2 separate regions of the Mus musculus genome follow, and region 1 is linked to region 2. A link is a contact called in ENCODE Hi-C data. All regions are on one chromosome and are shown on one strand. The core of a region is the stretch at or near the end of the contact, and the rest is flanking DNA. Distances in the headings are between cores, read along the strand shown.

Region 1 (5,448 bases), core at 475-2,974, 39 kb before region 2:
TGTGTGACTCAAGTGGGAAGCAATTCCTCAAGCTTGAAATATTAGCCATTAAGAGCACTGAGTTTATATCTACTGCTTTCATATAATATTCATTTGATCTTCATTGTGGTTTATTGAAAACAAAGATGAGAGACCAGCAGACTCACTATCCTAGCTCCAACATTATTACATTTTTTCACAAGTTAATAAACTAACAAGTTCTGATGACTTTTAAATGGTTTTCTAGCAATTTGTGATGTGTGACTCAGTAATCTAGAGTCCAGTCACTTCCAAGCCAAAGCCTGGAGAGGAATCAGATGCAGAAACCAAGGAATTAGGTCATGATCTTGCCAGGCTACAGATACAGCCATTCAAACCACTCAGCCTTCTCCAGGTTACTCCACTTTGTGTGCATTTCCAGTTCTCTACCTTTCAATTATCTGCATTGAAGATCGAGGGTTAACCTTAAGTTTTTAGCTCTCACAACTAAGAAAGTACCTGCCATAAAGGAACAGTCTGGATGAATGTGTGATAAAGTCCAGGTAGGCCTACAGGAGTGGGTATTTGTAGTCCCAGTTACTGTGGAGGCTTACAAAAAGAAGTCCGCGAGTTCTGGACAACATTGCAAGAACCTGAATCATAGATTTTTATATTTCATACACATGTACATGCATCTAAGTGGAACACGTAAGGTATAAGTATTGTAAAATTCTTCCTATTAAATTCACCTGAAGGTTACAAATGAGTTTGACTTCTGGTATTTAACCAAACAGGTTCCAGACTCAAGGTTGCCCTGGCCCATTCTGTGTTAGTCAGAGGCACTTAACTCTGTGACTAAATTCATTCAAAATTAGCAGCCCAATTATCTGTAAATGAGGCCACCAAGCACAGTATCTCCTGGATGTGTTCCTGACCCTGCTGGCACAAAATTGTTACTTTATTGTCACAGGTTGAAAAAAGTCTCAATTTTTTTAAAAGTAAGTTCAATATTGTAATTATGAATTTACTAGTACCTTCTCCTAGAGTTTAGTGTAAGTCTGTGAGAAGAGTTACCTGGTGGTGGTGGTGGTGGTTTTTTAACTCATCAAAGCAAAGATCCAAGCCCTTCCCAGCCTTGCATTGTAAAGCCTTTGCTTGCTACAGTTTTAAAGTTTAGGTAGAGAGGAAAGATTTGGAATACATCCATTTGATTGTACTAACAGGTTCACAAACCAGACCAACAAAAACAAAGCAAGATGCAATAATTAGTACATGCTATACAGAAAGTTGAAAGCTGACCTAGTAATCCGGGGCTATAGAATGCCATGGGTGCTTCACTTGGGATGATAAATGCAGCAGTTGTTTAAACTGTACAACCAAATACACTTCACTGAGAATCAAGTGCTGTTTTTGCGGGTGTTCTGACTTCTGATGAAAATACTTTCCCCATGAAAATGGAAGGTTTCTCAGGCCACTACCTTTTAAGTCTGGTGACAGCTTTCCTAAAATAGAATGACAGTAAATCCTACCCTTTTTCTCTTGGTGGCAGCAAAGTTCTAACGGAGGGCAGAACCCTTTCCTTAAATGCGGCATAGTGTGGGCACAGTGAGATCTACTGAATCTGGACACCTTTTCATGAGTCGCTATCAGCGTGACTTAGTAAAAGACCTGGTATTCACAAACCTGGCAGGAACGCCTGGGGCTATAAGAAGTTATTAAGCATTTCTTTACTAAGACAAGAGAAGGACCGCCGGCCCAAGGGCGGTGACGTCACTTCCGGGCGCCTGCGTAGTGCGGGCGCCCGCAGTTTCCTAAGGGGAATGGAGACTGCTCCCGCGCACGTCTTTCCTGTCCCAAGCTTTTGCTCACCACCAACAGAGACTCCGTTGCTTTCCAGCAACAGATTCCAGCTGTGTTGTCCAAAACTAATTCTTCTGGAGAGGCTGTGGGAGCTCACGACTGAAATCTGCGCGTAGTTTACTCTCAGCCCAGTCACTGCAGGTCTGCTTTCCCAGTTGACGCGTTCACTGTATTTCTAACCCCAGTTTTGCTCATTCCACACGTCTTGCAGTGTGGGAATACTAGAGTGTTTATGTTTAGTGATGGATGGATTGCTACCTTTTGGGGAGGAGTTGATGTGGGGAGAAGGGTTTAGGAAGAGGTTTGGGTGGTGAACCTATTACAAAAAGTGGAGATGTGAATCCGAAGATTGGATAAGTGTTTACGGTTGTCTTTGCAGAGATGCCGGGGGTTTTTGCTTGTTTTTTACAATGAACTTTATGAGAGGGCTTGCTTCCAAAATACAAAATTAAATCCTGATTAGTGAGCATAATATTTTAATAAACTGTCCAAATGCAGTACACTATTTTCTGGGGGAGAGGGGAGTCAATAAATGGGAGGCCTTTATTTTTGATTTGTTCTATTTGCCTTTAATTTTTAACATCACTTTAAGTAGTACTGTCCACATAACTATTATACTATAACATTAACTGTTGTATAAAGTGCGTGTTGAGCATGGTTTACCCAAAATGCCTGGACCAGAAGTGTTCCAAATTTCAAAAAAAAATTTTTTTTAATTTTGCGATGTGCCATATTCGTGACCAATTTGAGGATGAAACCCAGGTATAGATGTGAAATTCGTGTTTCATTTGCATCCTGTAAACACAGCTAAGGCAATTTTATACAATAATATTTTTAGTACTTTTTGTGTTTCCACTAACAACTCAGGTGGTAGCGTGCTTTAGAGCTTCTTTCACTTTGGGGGTGCTCAACTTGATACATTATAATCATTTTATATGCTTCTCATTTTTCTCTTGCAAAATTTGATTTATTCCTATCTAGTGATTTCTAGGACCTCTAAAAGATTTTGATAATGTTTTTACAAATGTTCTTAAAATTTTGAAGTCTGCATACTTAAAAAATAAGATAACATTCATTATTTTGTTTAAATAAATGAATTCATTGCAAATGACATAATATTTCTGTAACTCTTTTCTAGGAAGTATTTGTAGAGTAACAAATATGCTAATGTTAAGAAGGACAGCAGGAGCTATTCCCAAGCCCCCAAAGAGTAAAGTTTATGGATTTTTAAGAAGATTTAGTGTTCATCCCAGAACTCTCTCTTGTCATAAACTGGTCCTGGGAATTGAAACCAGCTGTGATGACACAGGAGCGGCTGTGGTGGATGAAACTGGGAATGTGCTGGGGGAAGCACTGCACTCCCAAACTCAGGTTCATCTGAAGTAAGTAGCAAAGGTTTGGGTCATTTTCTGCCTTTTTAAAGAAAAATGTCACCACTCTTTTCCATTTATCATGTATAAAAGTCAAAATTTAATAGTTAAATTCTTTTCTATTGTATAAGACCACTAAGTACCACGATAAATAGCTATGCCTTATGGTACACACCTTTAATACCAGCACTGCAGAGGTAGGCAGATGTTCCAGGCCAGCCAGTGCCACTCAGTGAGACTTGTCTCAAAAAAGAAAACAACAGACAAACCAAAACCTGCTGTAGAAATATCTCATACCTTGTCTTGGCTTTTAAGGCTTCCCCAGTTCACAGTAGGGTCTCAACATTTGCCAATCCTTATAACAGAAGGAAGCAACAACCATTCCCAGAACTAATAAATTTTATGATGTTTTTCTCAATGATGCCTTTTCCCCCTGTATATATGCTTTGTGGTTTCAACAGCAGTCCCAGGAAAGCATCATCTGATAGTTTAAAAAAACAAAACTATTCACATGTACACATAGAATTCACATAGTACTTAAGACATTGTTGTATTAAGCTTGGGTTTTTAAACCCAGCTGTTTGCAGATGACCAGAGGACCAGTGACTTAAACAATTGGACTGGATATAAAGTGTAAAATATACTTAGCTTTAACCAATTGTCACTCAAGAATGTAAAATGATTAGAGTATTTAAAATTTAAAATTTAAAATGATTAGAGTATCATAATTTTCAAAAGAAAGTGGAAATCCACATTTTAAACATAATCTCTAGTTTGTGTTTTTTAGATTACTCTAAAATCAGGTGGGAGTTTCACCTGTCGTCTCTACTTGCTTGCCTCAGGCTGATGTGTAGTTACATAATCTGTCACACTGAGAGCATGCATTTTTTTCAACTTTCTTGTCTGTAAAATCCAGATAATCATAATGCCAATGTAGTAAATGTAAATAAATGTGAATTATTTTAGCACACTTGCTGTAGTTTTTGACAAGTATAAGTGGTTCAATACAGTGTAGCCATTACTAATAGCAGTTCTGTGCCTGTCAACACAGTGAAGAGATCATTGCAGGGTAGGAAGTGTAGTAGTAAGGCACTGGTTGCTAGCATGTCCCTTCTTTCAGACCACCACTTTTTCCTTGCCACTTCCTATCCAAGTCAGCCATCCAGCTGTTGTAAATATAACCCTCAAGTCCTGCTTCCTCATCAACTTAGTTCAGTCCTCCCTTGCCTCTTACCTAGACTCTAACTTCAAATTTAAACAATGTCCTTATCTCTGCATTTCCCTCATCATCTGCATTCTTTATACAAATTAAAACATGATTATAAAATGTGTTCTCATTGCTTATTGGAGAATAAGGCCACCGTTTTACTCATTATTTGTCTTTATTGTTTAGCATAATTTTTATTGAAGAAAACACCAAAGAAGGCATGAAATGGCTATAAAAAGGAAGAAATGAATGGGAGGAAAGGACTTGAACTCAAACATTCAAACTCTCAAATTCCAATCAAATATTTTGATATGGAAAAAAACCAGTCAGCATATTGCTTTCTAGTGTTTTCTGACATCACAATCTGTGATGGTCTCCAGGAATCAAAAGACACAGCTAGAAAAGTAAAGAGACTTTGCATTTGGTGGTGGCAGTGAGAGTGTTACTAAACTAAACATTAAGTGTGGAGACTAAGATAAAATGGAATGTTAAGGGGAAGTGAAATGGCTCGTTAGTAAAGGTCCCTCCTGACCAGAGTTCAGCCCCTGGAACTTCACATGGTAGGAGGAGGACACTGACTCTGCAGGTTGTTTTCTTACCACCTCTACATTCACCAGCCCTCCCCTAAATAAATAAAAATGTAATCTAAAATGTGTAAATTACGTACTAGATTTTTTTAAATGAGCCTTGAAACTCAAATGACTCTGAGACAAATAAGTATATAAAGTAGTAACTAAGTGTTTATTGAATGTTGTCAGCATTTTCATATCTGTATAGAAATTATCCACCTGGTCTTAAAGTGGCAAATATTTTACAGTGATGTGTTCAGACCAGAGGTAAATCTTACAGACCCTGTGTCAGACTGTAAACCAGTTACATGCTACTATATTTGTTGCTGGCCAAGTTCCACCTGTTGTTTTTCCCATGCTCGAGACTGAATGCAAGGCCCTGAGTATGTTAGACAAGTGCTTTACCACTGAGCTGTATTCCCAACCCTCCCTGCTAATTCTTAACATTTGTGTGATCAACCGCTGTCCCACATAGACCCAAAAT
Region 2 (6,169 bases), core at 3,465-5,964:
CAAGCTACGCCGACCAAAAAAGTCCCTACCAAACCATAAGTGATGGCTAGAGGCCTGATAATAGATAAACGACCATGGACCTTGCACTTTAGAGAAGAGCAGCAAAATTTCAGACTCATTCTTACAGGCAGAAAGGCTATTGAACATAACCTGGGTGTCATTATCTTCTGCTTCAACCTTTACTCCATTAAAAACTTCTCCATTCCATAAGAACACATTGCCATGTTCATCTTCTACAGGTTGGATAGTCAAAACACCTCTTAAATGAAGAACATGACCAGAAAATAAACACTGATAGTTAACAGCAGATTTTAACAACTGCCTGCTGCTGTTGGGGCCCCGCCGTCTAAGATTATGCAGCAAATCCTCTTTTAACTCTTTACTGAAGTGTTCAATAGAGAAGCTTACAGAACAGCAAATGCCACACATGGTTATGTGAAGTCAGGTTGACTGTGTCTTGACTTTGGTTGTCTCGGAGGTTTCTAATGCTTGGTATTCTTTTTTTAGTTCGTCTAATGTATCTGTTAGGAGGAAGTGAGAAAAAATATTGAAGTGAAAGTTCAAAAATATTTACCTACTATTTCATGGACAAAACAGGCTACTTCTCAAGAATAAACCATATGAGATTCACTGTGCAAATGCCAGCAATAATTCACAATGCTTTAGTGACAAACAATGCTGATATTTTGGTAATATTTTCTTTCCACTGAATACATACTTTGTCCAATCACTTGGCTAAACACCTTAGATATATAATTTTTAAATACTTCAAGACATTAGAGCAGTAGTTCTCAACCTTCCTAATGCTACGACCCTTTAATACAGTTCCTCTTGTTGTGGTGACCCCAACCAAAAAATTATTTCATTGCTACTTCATAACTGCAATTTTACTACTGTTATGAATTGTAATATAAATATCTGACATGCAGGATATCTGATATGTGACCCCTAAGAGGGTACTGACCCACAGATTGAGAACTGCTGCCTTAGATGTTCAAAGTATTATCCCTGAAAGTCACTGTATAATGATTTTTCATATTTCTGTTAAGCTCTTAAAATATACATGACTACTTTACTTAATAACTAAAGCGGATACGTCTTAAAGTTAAAATTTTTTATTCCTTGAGAATTTCATACTTGATATATTTTGATCACAGCCACTATCTATTTCTCGATCCATATCTCCTCCTACTGGGGAGGGGGCTTGTGCCACTAGCAACAATGGCATTGAATGGCAGTTAGTACAGAGAACCACAACTGGTGCAGCTCGAACCATCAGTGACTGTGGAGTGCTCAACTCTAAACTGGACATCTGTATCACACCCAAAGCTCATGGATAAAAGACGAGACAGGAAGACCATCATGACAACAAGAGACTGGGAGGACGACTATAAGACAGTGTCTTCCAGACATGATGGGGTTGTTATGAACATGAACTCTCTGCAGCTATGGCTGCCTGCCCAAGATCAAGCCAATCCAAATCCCAGCCCGAGCCCTACCGGAAGAGTCTTTTTAAAACTGTAGAACATCTGCAAGGTGGTTGTGGTGCAGCGCATGCCTTTAATCTCAGCACTTGAGAGGCAGAGGCAGGCAGATCTCTGAGTTCAAGACCAACCTGATCCATACACTAAGTTTCAGGACAGCCAAGGCTACACAGAGAAACTCTGTCTTAAAGGACTCCCCCTGCCACCCCCTCTCCCCAAAAAACCAAAACCAAAACCAAAACCAAAAAACCCCCCCAAAAACCAAAAACCAATAAACAACCCACTGTACATATCTTTGGAAGTCTAACTGGAAAACAGACCACTGTACTAAATCAACACACACATTTATTCAGATAGGGCTTAACTGAGGCACCATTATGAATCCCCACAAAAAGCTTACAAAAGGTTTTCTGTAGCATTCCATATATAACTCTGAAAACAAAAACCAAGACGACCACCACTCACTTTTGCTTTCAGAAAAGATTTTTGTTCGATCTTCAAGAAAGAATATGTTGCTGTTCTGTTGCTGCTTGTATACTCTCTGCAAACGAAATTGACAAGATCAGGGTATGACATGCACACTGATGCTGAACAGGATCCTGTTATCATTTATTCTTGAACTTCAGGAATATTCAGAACAGTAATTACCACAGAGAAACAAAGCCACTGAATACTACGCCACCCAGAACTGGTTGTTTACTTAGCATGCATCATCATACCACACACTTTCAGTAACAAAAGCTATCATAGCCACAGATTTATAATTTACTTCATAAATGAATAATACATGGAGACCTTTTCTGACCATATGGGTACAACACTATAGTTCTTTGCTGGCCTCAAGCTTCAGACACTTACTGTATCGTCACTACAGGTGCTGATGAGCGCCTCTACGTGTAAACACACATGCACCCTCACAACTGCTTACACACCAGTTACTCAGAAGTGTCAAACAGCATTTACACATTTTGACAGTTTGATCTCCAAAAATTTGTATTAATTTGCCTTAGCATCTAATATATCCCAAATGACAATATCAGAAATGTCAAGAATGTCAGTCATTACATAATCGCAGCTGATTTCTGAACATATTCATAAAAAAGGCATTAAATGGGTTAAGTATTTAGAATAGTAAAGTTTTCTGTGAAAAACTTCATTCTTTTTTGTTAAAATATAATAAATATTTTTTTATCTTTGAGATCTATTGACATATACAGGAAAAACAAATTTAAAACATGCAAAAACAAACTAGGATACCACGTTAGCTTTTAAATTATGATCTTTGAATTTTGTAATGTTAGCATAAATAATCGAAATCATAATTTTAATATACTATTCAGATTTCCACAGCAACTCACCCGATTCTTCTTTAGATTAGAAAGTTCATCCACAATAATTTTCTGTTCTTTAATCTATTAAAGTAAAGAAAAAAATCTAAAGTGGAAGATTTCAAAGTATGTTTAGCGAGAACATTTTAAGTCACTGCTTTAAAACTAAAGATGGGGTTGGGGGCTATAATGGACTGCCTGTCTAAATGGACACTGAACAAATCAACAGCACTCAGTCTGGAATCAGTAGAAGACAGCTTGAGAAGGAGAAGCATAGGCTTGCCAGGGGTCAGTTACCACAGCTCACATCTTTAACCAGGGTGAGCCACTGCCTACCCAAATTAATACCAATCTTTTAAGCCAGGCAGTGGTGGCGCACGCCTTTAATCTCAGCACTTGAGAGGCAGAGGCAGGCAGATTTCTGAGTTCGAGGCCAGCCTGGTCTACAGACTGAGTTCTGTGACAGCCAGAGCTACACAGAGAAACCCTGTCTTGAAAAAAACAAAAAACAACCAAACAAAAGAACCAAAAACAAACAAAACCTCTCCCGAAAACAACAAAAACCCAATCTTTTAGTTTTATAAGGTCTTGCTGTAGACAAAAAGAGAGAAATAAAATGAATGTGGGTTCTCCTCTTTACCAACAACCAATGGTTTTATGATGTATGCACTAGATGACAGCCAGACATTCGGATAAAACAAATGAAATGGTACTATGGTACTGAATGCCCTACCTGCACTGATCCAACATGATTTTCCACCACTGTATCATTCTATTTCAAGTATTAAGGACTGCATATTGCTGGTATCGTTAAGCTAGGCAAATAGTCTATTAAGTCCTGAGAGCTGTACTAATAACCTACAAAGCCATATTGAGTACGCTTTCCTTGAGATTCAAGTCTGCTTGTACAGTGTTTTTATGCTCATTACAGGAATGACAGGTGTCACTTTAGGTGACACCACAGTACACTGTGGTACAGCGGGAATTAGGCAATGTACTGAAGATATCATATAGGACAGAAAAAATACAGAATTTAGGAATGTTTAATATCTGAAAAGACTATACCCACACCCTTCCACTCTACACGTTTAAAGATTTTCGTCTGTAACTGGAAGTTAGGACTAGTTCCGGTATGGGGTTGCCTCCCTGAAATCCTGGCTATTAGGCAAGAGAATTATTCAAGTAATGCCTAAGCAATAATATCTGAGGCTGGCCTGAGTTATTTATGAAATCCTATCCTAAAGGTATAGAAAAAAATTAATTTGATAGGGTGCTCCTTTCTCTTGTTGAATAATAAAGAGATGACCAAACAGATGTTTTTAGGATCACTTAAAGTTGAGAATATATTTTAAGGTAACAGGCAGCTGAGAAAATCGGCTAAGAAGCTTTTGCCTGAGTCTGGAAGAACAGGTACAGACTTCTAAACTTTTATGATGGACGTCATGGATGGCACCCAGGCGGGTGCGTGGCTAACTGGATGAAGCACAGCCACAGAGCAACAGATCTGTGTGTGACTGAGCAACACATCTGTGTGTCACTTTTTTTCAGGGGACACGCCTCCATCGTCGCAAACCTGCAGGATGGAGGGGAATCAGCTGCTGGTGCTGAGAATGCACGGCGGAGGCTACAGGGCACAGCGGGGCCCGCCGCCCACCACCCTTCCCCGGCGTCCCACGGCACCTTGCTGCTAAGGGACTCGGCGTGCGCAGTCGATGTGTGTGGGGGCCCCGGCGCGGCGCGGCCATCGGCGTGCACCCCACTGCTGGGCATCGCCTAGCCGCGCCGCACGCCAAGAACCGCGACTGAGGAAGGAACGGCAGCCAGCAGCCCCGGCAGGAAGCCTGGGTTCCACTCAGGAATCCGCCCCTTCCGGCACCCCGACCAATGGAGTGCGCACACTCACGCCTGCGCAGTGGCAAGCGCGCGCGGGGTGGGTTGTGAAAAGTCGAATTAAGAGTTGTGCTCCACTGCAAAATGGTTTTCTGCTAAATGTAGGTGTGGCTTGGCTGCAGAATCTATGAATGGTCTGTATCGCCCCCTAGTGGATCCTATGTAAAAATAAATCACTATAATTTAATACTCTTAAATTTGGTTTTCTTCTCCTCCTCCCCCTCCCCCTTCCTCCTCCTCCCCCTCCTTCTTCCTCTTCTTCTTTTTCTTCTCATCCCCTTCCCCCTCCTCTCCCCTCCCCTTCCTCTTCCTCCTCCTCCTTCTCTTCCTCTTCTTCTCGTCCCTTCCCTCCTCCCCCTCCTCCTCCTCCTTCTCCTCCTCCTCCTCCCCTCCCCTCCTCCTCTTCTTCTTCAGATTTACTTATTTTATGTATATGATGAGTTCACTGTCTCTGTCTTAAGACATACCAGATGCAGATCTCAGGTGCAGAGGATACCATAGAAAACATTGAAACAACAGTCAAGGAAAATGCAAATTGCAAAAAGCTCCTAACCCAAAATATCCAGGAAATCCAGGACACAATGACAAGACCAAATCTAAGGATAACAGGTATAGAAGAGAGTGAAGATTCCCAACTTAAATGGTCAGTAAATATCCTCAACAAAATTAAACAAGAAAACTTTCCTAACCTAAAGAATTTGATGCCCATGAACATACAAGAAGCCTACAGAACTCCAAATAAATTGGACCAGAAAAGAAATTCCTCCCATCACATAATAATCAAAATACCAAATGCACTAAACAAACAAACAAACAAAAGAATATTAAAAGCAGTAAGGAAAAAGGGTGAAGTAACATGCAAAGTCATACCTATCAGAATTACACCAGACTTCTCAGCAGAGACTATGAAAGCTGGAAGATCCTGGGCAGATGTCATACAGACCCTAAGAGACCACAAATAGCAGCCCTGACTACTATTACAGCAACACCCTCAATTACCATAGATGGAGAAACAAAGATATTCCATGGCAAAACAAAATGTACACAGTGTCTTTCCACAAATCTAGCTCTATAAAGGATAATAGATGGAAAACACCCACACAAGGAGGGAAACTGCACCCTAGAAAAAGCAAGAAAGTAATCTCCTTTCAACACACCCAAAAGAAGATAACCACACAAACATAAAAATAACATAAAAAATAATAGGAAGCAGCAATCACTATTCCTTAATTTCTCTTAACATCAATGGACTCAATCCCCCCAATAAAAAGACATAGACTAACAGACTGGATATGTAAACTGGGCCCAACATTTTGCTGCATATAGGAAACACACCTCAGTGTCAAAGACAAACACTATGTCAGAATAAAGGGCTGAGAATAATTTTCCAATCAAATGGTCCCAAGAAACAAATTGGAGTAGACATTCTAATATAGGATAAAATTGACTTTCAACCAAAAGTCATCA

What was found. A loop is a pair of places that touch in the nucleus more often than their neighbours do.
Region 1: a loop to region 2 is called in a map of left cerebral cortex, with 7 times the contacts of the local background. The contact joins the promoter of Osgepl1 here to the promoter of Asdurf in region 2. A Hi-C loop is called at or near these places in 12 of 37 maps with a recorded cell type or tissue (T-helper 2 cell, adrenal gland, gastrocnemius and 3 more).

The regions. Positions count from the first base shown.
Region 1 is chr1:53,311,900-53,317,347 of GRCm38, forward strand. It overlaps Osgepl1 (O-sialoglycoprotein endopeptidase-like 1), which reads left to right and starts at 1,725. Exons shown (of 8, transcript NM_001285839.1): 1 at 1,725-1,959; 2 at 2,957-3,200. The coding sequence starts at 2,980.
Region 2 is chr1:53,348,038-53,354,206 of GRCm38, forward strand. Asdurf (ASNSD1 upstream reading frame) reads right to left here and starts at 4,715. Exons shown (of 4, transcript NM_001353501.1): 1 at 4,493-4,715; 2 at 2,843-2,896; 3 at 1,950-2,025; 4 at 292-521. The coding sequence starts at 4,582. The coding sequence ends at 442. Asnsd1 (asparagine synthetase domain containing 1) reads right to left here and starts at 4,715. Exons shown (of 6, transcript NM_133728.3): 1 at 4,493-4,715; 2 at 2,843-2,896; 3 at 1,950-2,025; 4 at 1-521. The coding sequence starts at 429.